2 separate regions of the Homo sapiens genome follow, and region 2 is linked to region 1. Evidence: chromatin contacts called from ENCODE Hi-C or POLR2A ChIA-PET data. All regions are on one chromosome and are shown on one strand. The core of a region is the stretch at or near the end of the contact, and the rest is flanking DNA. Distances in the headings are between cores, read along the strand shown. Region 1 overlaps CORO2B (coronin 2B). Region 2 overlaps CORO2B (coronin 2B).

Region 1 (5,590 bases), core at 935-3,434:
TGTGCCGGGCTCTGTGCCAAATGCTTTCTGTGTATGAAATACACTCAGTGCTCACAACGCTTCTATGGGGTAAGAATTTGGACCCCAGCAGTCTTGACTCCACAGCCTGGGCTCTTATGCTGAACCTCCTGGTGCACATGTTCTAGTATGAGCCTCTGAAGGAGACCAGCTGCCCTTCTGAATTCTACAACATGGCACTCTTCCCCATGTTCTGCCCCTTGAGCTCCAAACTCAGATCCAGCATCCCCTATGTATTAGCCTGCTCAGGCTGCCATAACAGAATGCCACAGGCTGGGGGCTTAAACAACAGATATTTATTTCGTACAGTTCTGGAGGCTGTAAGTCCAACATCAAGGTCCAGCAGGGTTGGTTTCTGGTGAGGCCTCTCTTCCTGGTTTGCAGACGGCCGTCTTCTTGCTGTGTCCTCTGTGCAGATGCGGAGAGAGTGAGCTCTCTGGTGTCTATTTTCTTATAAGGACACCAGTCCTACTGGGCCAGGGCTCTGCCTTTATGACCTCATTTACCCTGAATTATCTCTTTAAAGGCCCTGTCTCCAAACACACTGGGGGTTAGGGCTTCAACATATGAATTAGGGGGATACAATTCAGCCCACAGCACCATGTCACCCTAACTCTGCCCTAAACACATGGACTCCTTGACATCTGCTGATGACCTCGCACTGTTGCTGCAGTTTGTCCTCCACGAAGGCTCCTCTGTCTCAGGCCTCACACTAGTATGATTAGCAAGTGTGTTTTTTTAAGATAATAATTATTTGGAGGTTACAGGCCAACTTTCGCTCATCTGTGCATACCCTCCCATCCATCCACTCGTTCATTCATTCAATTCATTTATTTGTTTGACAACACAGTCATCCAGCAACTAGTTTAGTAAGCACCTACTGCGACCACGTACTGTGTTAGCCCTGGGACTTCCATGGCGTGTAAGACACAGTGGACAATTCTGCATCCTAATTCCAGCCAACCTACCCACTTCTCTCTCCATCTGTCTTACTCTCTCACCCCAGGCAACCAATGTCTCTCACCTCCTATCCTAACAGACCGTTGACAGACCCATCCTTGAGCAGGGGGCTCTTTGACACCTTCCTGCTCAGGGGAAACAGATGGTGTTAAGCCAGTGTGGAAGCTGTTTCTAGGCAAGGGATTGCAAAGCTGTGTGTCCACCCCCTGCCCCAAGAAAACAAAATTATATATATCCCAACCAGGGAAACACGTGTGCTTGCAAGATTCGTACAGGCAGTCCCTCTTTTCCCAGGAAACAGGCTTGCTTCCACGAGACATTTTTATTAGAAAACAGAGAGGAATTGCTTCTTAGTGTTCTCAGGAAGAAAGTGGGTGTTGCACATTGCACAGAACCTCCTTCACTGATGTAGAGAACTATGAAACTGGCAGTCACACCTCACATCTATCATCCCTACCTCAAGGGGGGGCAATAAACGGAAGGGAAACCCCAGAGCAGGCAGAGCTATGGGGGCTCCCACCAGCCAGGCTGATCAGAGCCCTGGGAACCGTGGAGGTTACAGCTGGATCCTGTTTAACATAGTACACGATAGGGAGAGGCGGTTAAAGACACAGCAAGAGCGCTTTTTGCTCATCTCTCTCTTAGTGACCTAAAATTTCCATATCAAAGTGAATTACAACATGTAGGTAAAACGTGTGTGTGTGTGTGTGTGTGTGTGTGTGTGTGTGTGTGTGTGATCAGCCCCTAATTTGGGCAGGACCAAATATCTCAATCATGGCAAAACCCTTCCTGTCTCCCAATTCTTCCCTTCCACAGCACCAAGAGTGTTTAAAAAAAATTATTTCTACTAATCAAAAAAATACATGTCAGAGTGGTCTTTTAAAACATAAACCTAGTGTCATTCCCCGGAATAAAGCCAGTCAGCAGTTCCCCCCACTCCCACTTCAGGACCAAGTCCGTGGTCCTTGCGAATGGGATTATGATGGCTGCTGTGATTTGAATGTGTCTCCACCAGAACTCAGACGGTGCCAATGTGATAGTATTCGAGGCAGATCCTTTCAGAGGTGATTAGGCCATGAGGGCTCCTCCCTGGTGAATGGGATTAAGGCATTTATTTAAAAAAAAAAAAAAAAAAGCCTTCCCATCGTGTTTGGCCTTCTGCCTTCTGCCTTCCGCCATGCTGGGACACAGTGATCCTCCCCCTCTGGAGGATGCAGCTCTTGCCAAACAAAAGAACTTGCTGATGACTTGATCTTGGACTTCCCAGGCTCCACGGCTATGAGAAATCAATTTCTGTTCTTTATAAATGGCTCAGGTGTTTTATTACAGCAGCACAGAGGGACTAAGACAATAGCCCTCCCAGGCCTGGGCCCTGCCCCAGCACCACTAAGCCCCAGCTGCACTCAACTTCTTTCTGCTCCTCAAAGCCCTCATTTCTTCTCCGGCCTTCGCACACACAGCCATTCCCTTGACCTCAGCCACGCTTCCTAGCTGTTCTCTTGGCCAAATCCTCCTCTTCCTTCACATCTCTGCTTCCAGGCCACCCCTGGGGCAGGCCTTCTGATGCCCCGACACTGTGTGGCTGCTGCTCCTCCAGGCCCCCACAGGCACCCTCATCCTAGCCCTCCTCGCACTGCACGCTCATGGCCGCAATCCCCACCTCACACCACTCTTGACTGTAAGCTCCGTGCAGGCTGAGGCCTCTGCCACACTTACCGTTTTATCCTCGGTGCCTACCGAAAGGCACAGCACCTGACAACGCTCAGAGGATGCTGGCTGAATGAGGCCCAGGGACGGGTGGAACCCTCAACCTCCCAGTGCTGCCAACCCCATCCTGTCCCCGCCTGCCGCCCTGGAGCCCAGCGGCAGTATCTCAACCATCTCTACATCCCAGGGCCTGGCACAGAGCTTGGCACTCAAGCCAAGAAATGTTCAAGAAACGTTTGCTGCACTAAGGGGAGAGGGTGTGGAGGAGCGAGGAGAGAATGCGGCTTTCTGGACAGCTTTTCCAATGGCTACCTCTACCTGTCAACCATTCACACACCCACAAAACCTGCATGCCACCCCATCCCCATCGAGGGAGGCACACACACCACAGGAGTGCCCCTGCCTTAAAGGCTGGCTAGGAGGTGTCCTCTCCCTTTTAATTAAAAGTCAGACAGGCAGCCTCCTCCCTACTCATTCCTCTCTCTCCGGTCATTTCTAGAAACCGAGAATCAGCAGGACAGCCGGGAAGGTGGTGTTGTGGTTGTGGGGAAATTGCTGGGTTTGCATCTCTCCCTCCTCACCTTCCTCCCACGCTTCTTGTCTCCCCGTGGGGGACCAGACTGAGGGGCTCAAGGGCCAGGAAGCTGGAGGCTGGGCCAGGGCTGTCCCATTTACTGTTTTCATTTCCTCAAATGTCCTTTTCTTCTCCACATCTTCCCCAAAGGCCTGGTTTTAGGGCATTCCCTCTTCCTTAGATAGGGAAGGCAAAGTGTCTGCCCACTGGTCGGCACCCATGGTCATAGTGGGCACAAGGGTATCTGAAGGCCCCAAAAGCCACATCCACAGAAAAGACCCCCCAGCCTGGGTCCGGGGGTGGGACGGAGTTCAGAGAGAGGCTGTTAACAAAGACCGCTTTGTCTTTCCGACTAAGTCCTACAGGTACCCAGGTCTAGGACCCCAGAGAGGAGGGCAGCGGTGGTTATCCATGCTGGAGGAGCTTGTCTGCTGGTGGGAAGGGAGCATAGTGTGTACTCAGGGAAGTCCACTCCTTGGCAGATTGTGCTGAAAAATGTCCCTGGCTCACAAACCAAGCACAGTGGCAGAATGGGGCTGGGAAAGATGCAAACATTGAGGAAGGCTTCCTGGAGGAGGTGACACTGGAGCCAGGCCTCCACGGAGGAGTGCAATTTTCACATTTTAGAAAGATTTGCAAAACAACAGCACTTAGGCTATTGGAATTTGATGTGCTGTGTGTGTGGTTTTTAGATGGAGGCTTGTTTGTTTGTTGAAGAAATCTTCAGCCAACAATAAGGCTGTGGGATCATCCATCTGCAAGTATCTTTTATCCCTGAAGCACTGAGACAGACTGGAGGCTACACACAGAAACTGTCTCTACTCCCTCTGCCAGCCCCAGGTCCCCTCTGGAGGGGGCCTACCCCAAGCAGCAGGGACAGCAGCAGCAGTCCACACCAAGGGGTGGGAGGGGCATGCCTCCTAGCCAGTCTCCAAGGACGCAGTTCATTATGATGCATCCTCGTTGCCATGGAGACCCCAGGCCCACAGAGCCTGGCTAATAGTCCCTGAATTCACTCAGGCCTCGAGCACAATTAGACAAGATTAATTTTTGAGTCACAGCATAATGAGACCCGGATGTCCGGAAAGCATGTGGCAGCCTCCCAGGGGAGGGGAGAGCCTGGGGAGGGCACACTACTGTCATGAGGTCACCAGGGCACTGCCTCTCTTGGGTGGAAGGTCTGAGGGGCAGTGGAGAGTGCATTCCCTCCTTTAGAATTCCTCAAGGGCAACCCAGATCTGTCTGGGCAGCGTGGGGGTGGGGCAATTGAAGAAAGGAAGAATAAGCTCCCTATATCCGTCTCAGGCCCTTGTGGGGACAGAGTTGGGTGGCTTTATTCTGCTCCCTCTGATGAATTTGCCAACGAATGCATCTTATATGGCTGAAGCTATGACGCATGCACAGAATAGATTCTTATATCCATGCAAAAAATATAAATACATCATTCAAAAACCTGTAATTGAACATCTATAGGGCCAGGCACAGCAGGAGCACCCAATGGGATCTGTGGCGCGACACGCTCCCTCCCACTCAGGGCATGGGGCTTGCCCTCTGGCAGGAGAGACAAGACATGTTCAGATATAACTATCTCATCAGAGCAGTGGCATGAGAAGGATAGAGTTTGGAGCAAGGAGAGATCAGAGAAGGCTCTGTGGAGGAGGTCGCACTTTGGGCTTTGAAAGCAGGAATCAGACTTTTCAAGTAGAGAGGGAGCAGAAAAGCAGAGGTTGAGTTTGGGGGCAGCAAGCCGACCAGTGTCTGGTTTGGGCAGGGGCCAAGGAGGTAAATGGTGGCCAGAGAGTGAAGGCTTTGAATGCCCAGCCAAGTGGTTTGGGCAGGGCCGAGCCAAAGGATGGGGCGACAGGCTCTAGGAATACAGGCTGGTGGATCCCCTAACCCCTAGCCTCACTCTCCTAGTCCAGACCAGCTCCAGACCCAGCTTGGGCCTGTTCCCAGGACAGACTCACAGCATGGCTGCCCCAGCTCCCATCCCCACCAGCTTCCCGCAAGCAGAGTCACTCTTCCAGGCCTCAGGAGAGTCTGGACAGAACAGAAACTTTCTTTTGGCAGCGTTTCTGTACAAACCCCCAGATTTCTAAACAAAGTCCAGTTAGCAGATCAGCTCCTTGGTGCCCAGCAAAGAGATGGGAAGGCACAGAGGAGAGCTAGGTTTGCGGTAGAATTAAAACTCCAAAGTGAGGAGCTGGGGAGAGTACGCTGCTGCAGAGGGGCGTTCAAGGCCAAGCGGGCTCCAGGGCAGGAATGGAGTCTGGAGACAGGCATGCTGGTGCTCACCAGGGACTGGCTTCTCTAGTCTAGGGTGTGAACTCC
Region 2 (5,590 bases), core at 1,591-4,090, 44 kb before region 1:
AAAGTGTGATCATATTCCAGACCAGTGCTACTGACAGTGTAAAACATTTTGTTACCATTACAGAAATTGAGAGGAAGCGTTTAGAAACGTTTAAGCAATTTGACAGAGAAACTTTATTTTTATTGAATATAATTTAAAAATTGAGGCTTGTAAAAATAATCGAGTACTAAAAAATGCTGCACACGTATTTTTTAAATACACTTGAGAATATTTCTGTAGGATGAATTCCTAGAGTGGAATTGCTAGGTCAGTAGACATGCATCTTTAAATATTAGTAGAAATTGCCAACTTGCCTCATTTACGTCTTACGAAGAGTGTATTTGAGCACCTGCTCTCTCACACCTTTGGCAATACTGATGATTATTACTCTTTTAAATCTTTTCCAATTAGTAGGTTAAAATATATATTTTGCCTTCTGTGAATTGCTTATTCATATCTTTTGCCTTTCTTCCTTTCTCTCTCTCTTTCTCTCTCTTTCTTTTTTTTGAGACGGAGTCTCGCTCTGTGGCCCAGGCTGGAGTGCACTGGCGCAATCTTGGCTCACTGCAAGCTCCACCTCCTGGGTTCACACCATTCTCCCACCTCAGCCTCCCAAGTAGCTGGGACTACAGGCGCCCGCCACCAGACCTGGCTAATTTTGTTTTTGTATTTTTAGTAGAGATAGGGTTTCACCATGTTAGCCAGGATGGTCTTGATCTCCTGACCTTGTGATCCACCCGCCTCTGCCTCCCAAAGTGCTGGGATTACAGGCGTGAGCCACTGCACCCGGCCTTTTGTTTCTTTCTTTCGTTTTTTTTTTTTTTTTAGCTGGAATCTTGTTCTGTCACCCAGGCTGGAGTGCAGTAGCGCAATCTCGCCCACTGCAACCTCTGCCTCCCGGGTTCAAGCAATTCTCCTGTCTCAGCCTCCCAAGTAGCTGGGACTACAGGCACATGCCATCATGCCCAGCTAATTTTTGTATTTTTAGTAGAGGCGGGGTTTCACCATATTGGTCAGGCTGGTTTCAAACTCCTAAACTCAGGTGATCCACCCACCTCGGCCTCCCAAAGTGCTGGGATTATAGGCGTGAGCCACCATGCCCAGACTCTTTTTTTTTTTTTTTTTTTGAGAGACAGGATCTTTCTCCGTTGCCCAGGGTGGAGTGCAGGGGAGTGATCATAGCTCACTGCAGCCTCCAATTCCTGGGTTCAAGCAATGCTCCCACCTCAGCCTCCCAAGTAGCTGGGACTTCAGGGCAAGCCATCATGCTCGGCTAATTTTTTTCTTTTTTTTTTTTTTAATTTGTAGAAACAGGGTCTCAGGGCCTCACTATGTTGCCCAGACTGGTCTCAAACTCCTGGGGTTAAGTGATCTTCCTGCCTTGGCCTCCCAAAGTGTTGGGATTACAGGCGTGAGCCACGGCACCTGGCCCCAGTCCCTTCTTTCTTTCTTTCTTTTTTTTTTTTTGAGATGGAGTTTCGATCTTGTTGCCCAGGCTGGAGTGCAATGGCACAATTTCAGCTCACCACAACCCCCGCCTCCCAGGTTCAAGCGATTCCCCTGCCTCAGCCTCCAGAGCAGCCGGAATTACAGGCATGTGCCACCACGCCTGGCTAATTTTGTATTTTTAGTAGAGACGGAGTTTCTCCATGTTGGTCAGGCTAGCCTCAAACTCTCGACCTCAGGTGATCTGCCTGCCTTGGCCTCCCAAAGTGCTAGGATTACAGACGTGAGCCACCGTGTCCGGTCGGGTTCTTTTTCTTGTTAATTTTTCTGGAACTCTTTATATATTCTTCACAGGAATACTTTGTCTATTATATATTGCAAATATTGTAGTCAAGTATGTGGCTTGAGTTTTCATTTTGTTTAGGTGCCTCATTGTAATACAGAAACTGTCTTTTAAAAATTTATTCTAACCTATTCATTTCCTTTATGATTTGGGGGATTCCTGGCTTTCTTAGGAAGCCTTTCTTCATTGCATGATTTTAAACATGCACTCCATTTTCCTCTAATACACATGTAGCTTTTCTTATTTTAAATGTTTAGATCTTTAATGCATCTGGAATTAATTTTTGTCATGATGTGAGGTATTGCTTGTTGACCCTTGTGAGCCTAAAGTGGAGCATGGCAGGGTGCCGGCGATAGGTTTGAGCCTCAGTAAGAACCAGCCCACATGTTCCTGGGGACCTGCAGGCCTGGATGGATGGAGCTGAGTGCGTCCCTGAGGCAACAGTGATCGGAGGCCATCTGATTCAGGAGGGAAGGGAAGCTGCATTTGAGGATCCTTCCGAATGTGTTAGAGCTGCTGTGAGCCTTTGCCAAGTTGACCAGCATAGTGGATAACTTCCCCAAAAAAGTAACCAAACATCCTTAACATGTTGTGTGGTTCACTAGGAGCTTCACATCTATTATCTCACTTAAGGCCAACATGACAGATGTAGGCAGAGGAGGATTTCTGATCCTGCTTTTACCATTACAGGAAAATAAGGGTCAGAGAGGTGAAGTGACATGCACACGGTCCCAAGTCTGGCAAGGGCAGAACCCAGACCTCCCGCCATCAAGTGCATGCTCCTTGGACCTCTCTGTGCATCAGGCTCTGTCCTCAGTGTCCCTGCAGCTGCCCCTCTGATGGAGAGGAAGATCTGGTCTAAGCCTTTTCCAAATCTGTGCTCCCCCACTGTGGGTAGGAGAGACTGGAAAAATCCATCCTCCACCACCAGCTGACAGTGAATTTTGAGAACCAAGGCTTCCTTCCACATGCACCTCTTCCTCCCCCTGAGCGATTTGGCGGAGGGTGGGAGTGGGGATGAGTCAGGCTGGGAAGGGGGAACTCAGCCATAAACAAGTGGGACTGACAGCAAGCACTTTCCCTGAAGCGCGTGACCTCCCACGGGCCTCTGGGGACTCCGCCTGAGTGGCTATGGCTTAAAAATTTCATGATCTAGGTTTTTCAGATTTAATCTGTTATATTCACGTAAGCAGCTGCAGAAAGGGGAAAATCTTTAGATAGGAGGTGGGGGATGGGGAAGAAGGTAAATTATTTCCAGTCTCTCAGTAGAGAGCAATTAAAAAAAAAATGAGTGGGCCAGGTGCAGTGGCTCATGCCTGTAATCCCAGCACTTTGGGAGGCCAAGGTGGGCAGATCACCTGAGGTCAGGATTTCGAGACCAGCCTGACCAACATGGTGAAACCCCATCTCTACTGAAAATACAAAAATTAGCTGGGCGTGGTGGCACGTGCCTGCAATCCCAGCTTCTCGGGAGGCTGAGGCAGGAGAATCGCTTGAACCTGGGAGGCAGAGGTTGCAGTGAGCCGAGATCGCGCCATTGAACTTCAGCCTGGACGACAGAGCAAGACTCCATCTCAAAAAAAAAAAATTGTATAATTTTTGCAGATGCTCAATGTATAATACCTATGGCTAGGTCTTCATCCCTTCCGGCTCCAAACCAAGAGGACACTCAGGACACAGAGTGGTAGAGCTAGACTTGGTCTTGGAGATCAGAGTGTTCCACTCCCTCAGGGAATGGAACCTTGTGTACACCAAGGGAGTGGCTTGTCCAAGTGCATACCTTTAGGCAAGCTCTGGAAAGAGATCTCAGGTCTCCTGGATCCAGGTCCTGCACTTGTTCTGTTGAATCTCAGGAAAACCCTAAAGAAGGCATAGCCACTAGATGCTTGATGAGGAAGTAAAAGGTGGGAACTCAGAGAGAAGTAGGGTCAACAGGCCTAAGAGAGACCAAGGAGGGCTCCTCTCTGCCCTGGAGCTGCAGCTGGAGTGAAGGTAGGGGCCACCTACCTGCTCCAGGGGGATGACGAGGAAGGAGCCGCCCCCTGCGCTCTCGGTGACGATGGCCAGGAAGCGGGTGTTGACGGCACAGAAGTGGTTGTCGTGCACATTCTTGGTGATGGGGATCCCATCGAAGCAGTGCTCCCGGTTGGCCACCTTCCCGTAGACATTCCGGAACTTGGAGCTACGGTATTGCGGACGCCAGGACATCTGTGAGGGGCCAGGAGAGACAAGGGTCAGGCTGGGCCCTGTGCCATGAAGGGCCTCGGCTGGGCTCTTGGGGGAGGGAAGCTGCGGCTCAGAGGTGCAGCAGGTGAGCAGGCCCTGGGTCCCCTGTCAGGAAGAGATGGAAAGGAAGAAGCATCCAAGAATTCAGGGCACACTCATATGCCCAGCCCGTTCTAGTGGGTTTCATCTTTTAATAAAGTCTTACAAAAACAAAGATTGGCATAGGAGCTTTTGGTACACATGCCCACCCCACTTTCTAGAAAGGTTGTAGGGTCCTTTTACTACCCAGGAACCTATCATGTGATAGAGCGAAGCAAGAACACATACAGACTCCCTCCTGAGTATCTGGAACTGTGCTCGGTTCAGCATGGGAGATGCGGACAGCAGAGGCCAGTGTTTACCAAGATTGAGGACAGGGCCCACAGCAGGAGTGGGGTGGGGAGATGTCTCTCCACGTGCAAGAAGGCAACCCCCCATCCACTGTCATCCCCTCGGATTCTCTAGTGTTTCTAATCCACAGGTACACCCTCAGAAATCTCTGAGTCCTGGATATTATCATCATATCATCAGGCACAGAGAGGTTAAGTGACTTGTCCAAGGCTACACAGCTAAGTAGGGCCATGAACATAGGTCTCCTGACTGGAAATCCAAGACTCCTCCTATGCCAGATTACCCTTTGGAGCAAGGTTTCTCAGCATGTGGCCCACAGATCACCTGTATCAAAGTCATCTGGGGTTGGGGAAGTCTCTGATCTTCCTATGTCATTTATAAGAAATGCTGATTACTGGGTCCCAATCTAGACCTACTGAATCCAATATTTTGAGGATGGAACCCAGGAATCAGTACTTTTCCATCACAACTGGAGAGTCTCATGTGATGACAAAGCACATGATTAAAGCAATCTGGATTGCTGAGTCACTACATGAGGCGTTGCTGTCTTGGAACACTTACAGAATCCATAGCGGACTTTGCATGAGTGACAAACTTTTGTTATAAGCCGCTAAGATTTTGGAGTTAATTTGTTATTACAGCATATCCTAGCCTGTTGTAACTGATATACTTTGTAGTTGGTTTTTTTTGTTGTTGGTTTTTCTTTTTGTTTGTTTGTTTTTGAGATGGGGCTGTCACCCAGGCTGGAGTGCAATGGTGCGATCTCGGCTCACTGGAACCTCCGTCTCCCAGGTTCAAGTGATTCTCCCACCTCAGCCTCCTGAGTAGCTGGGATTACAGGGGCCCACCACCACGCCCAGCTAATTTTTGCATTTTTAGTAGAGACAGATTTCACCATGTTGGCCAGGCTGGTCTTGAACTCCTGACCTCAGGTGATCCATCTGACTCGGCCTCCCAAAGCGCTGGGATTACAGGTGTGAGCCACGGTGCCGCCTGGCCTGCATTTGATTTAAATCAAGCCATGAGCTAATTCACAAACTCCTCTTTATTGAAGGAAGAAGTTCAGAATCCAGAAGGAGAATCCCAGGGAAGATTCCTCACCTTCAAGCAAATTCTCTTCCACCAGCTCTCTGGGCCCCAACCCCTGCCTCTCCACTGCCTCTTCTCCACTTCCCAAGGTTGCCCTCCATCCCACAGGGCCAGTCT

Evidence for each region. A loop is a pair of places that touch in the nucleus more often than their neighbours do. ChIA-PET counts read pairs that join two places held with the same protein, here RNA polymerase II (POLR2A). Pooled maps may share reads with other maps.
Region 2: a map of posterior cingulate gyrus shows a loop between it and region 1 (14-fold over the local background). The contact joins two enhancer-like sites. A Hi-C loop is called at or near these places in 9 of 168 maps with a recorded cell type or tissue (dorsolateral prefrontal cortex, heart left ventricle, heart right ventricle and 4 more), 1 of 37 single-sample maps with no recorded cell type and 3 of 50 pooled maps. POLR2A ChIA-PET finds 5 or more read pairs at or near these places in 2 of 52 experiments (OCI-LY7 and WTC11).

The regions. Positions count from the first base shown.
Region 1 is chr15:68,598,532-68,604,121 of GRCh38, reverse strand. The region is part of intron 1 of CORO2B (coronin 2B); the gene reads right to left. Among named protein-coding and RNA genes, the nearest start is that of CORO2B, 22 kb to the right of the region's middle. RefSeq lists enhancers at 2,095-2,654, 3,859-4,438. Within about 2 kb of position 2,184, at least 3 of the 41 ENCODE cell types and tissues checked have a DNase peak (open chromatin) inside an H3K27ac peak, as active enhancers do.
Region 2 is chr15:68,643,546-68,649,135 of GRCh38, reverse strand. It overlaps CORO2B (coronin 2B), which reads right to left. Exons shown (of 12, transcript NM_006091.5): 2 at 3,776-3,976. Among named protein-coding and RNA genes, the nearest start is that of CORO2B, 67 kb to the right of the region's middle. Within about 2 kb of position 2,840, at least 2 of the 41 ENCODE cell types and tissues checked have a DNase peak (open chromatin) inside an H3K27ac peak, as active enhancers do.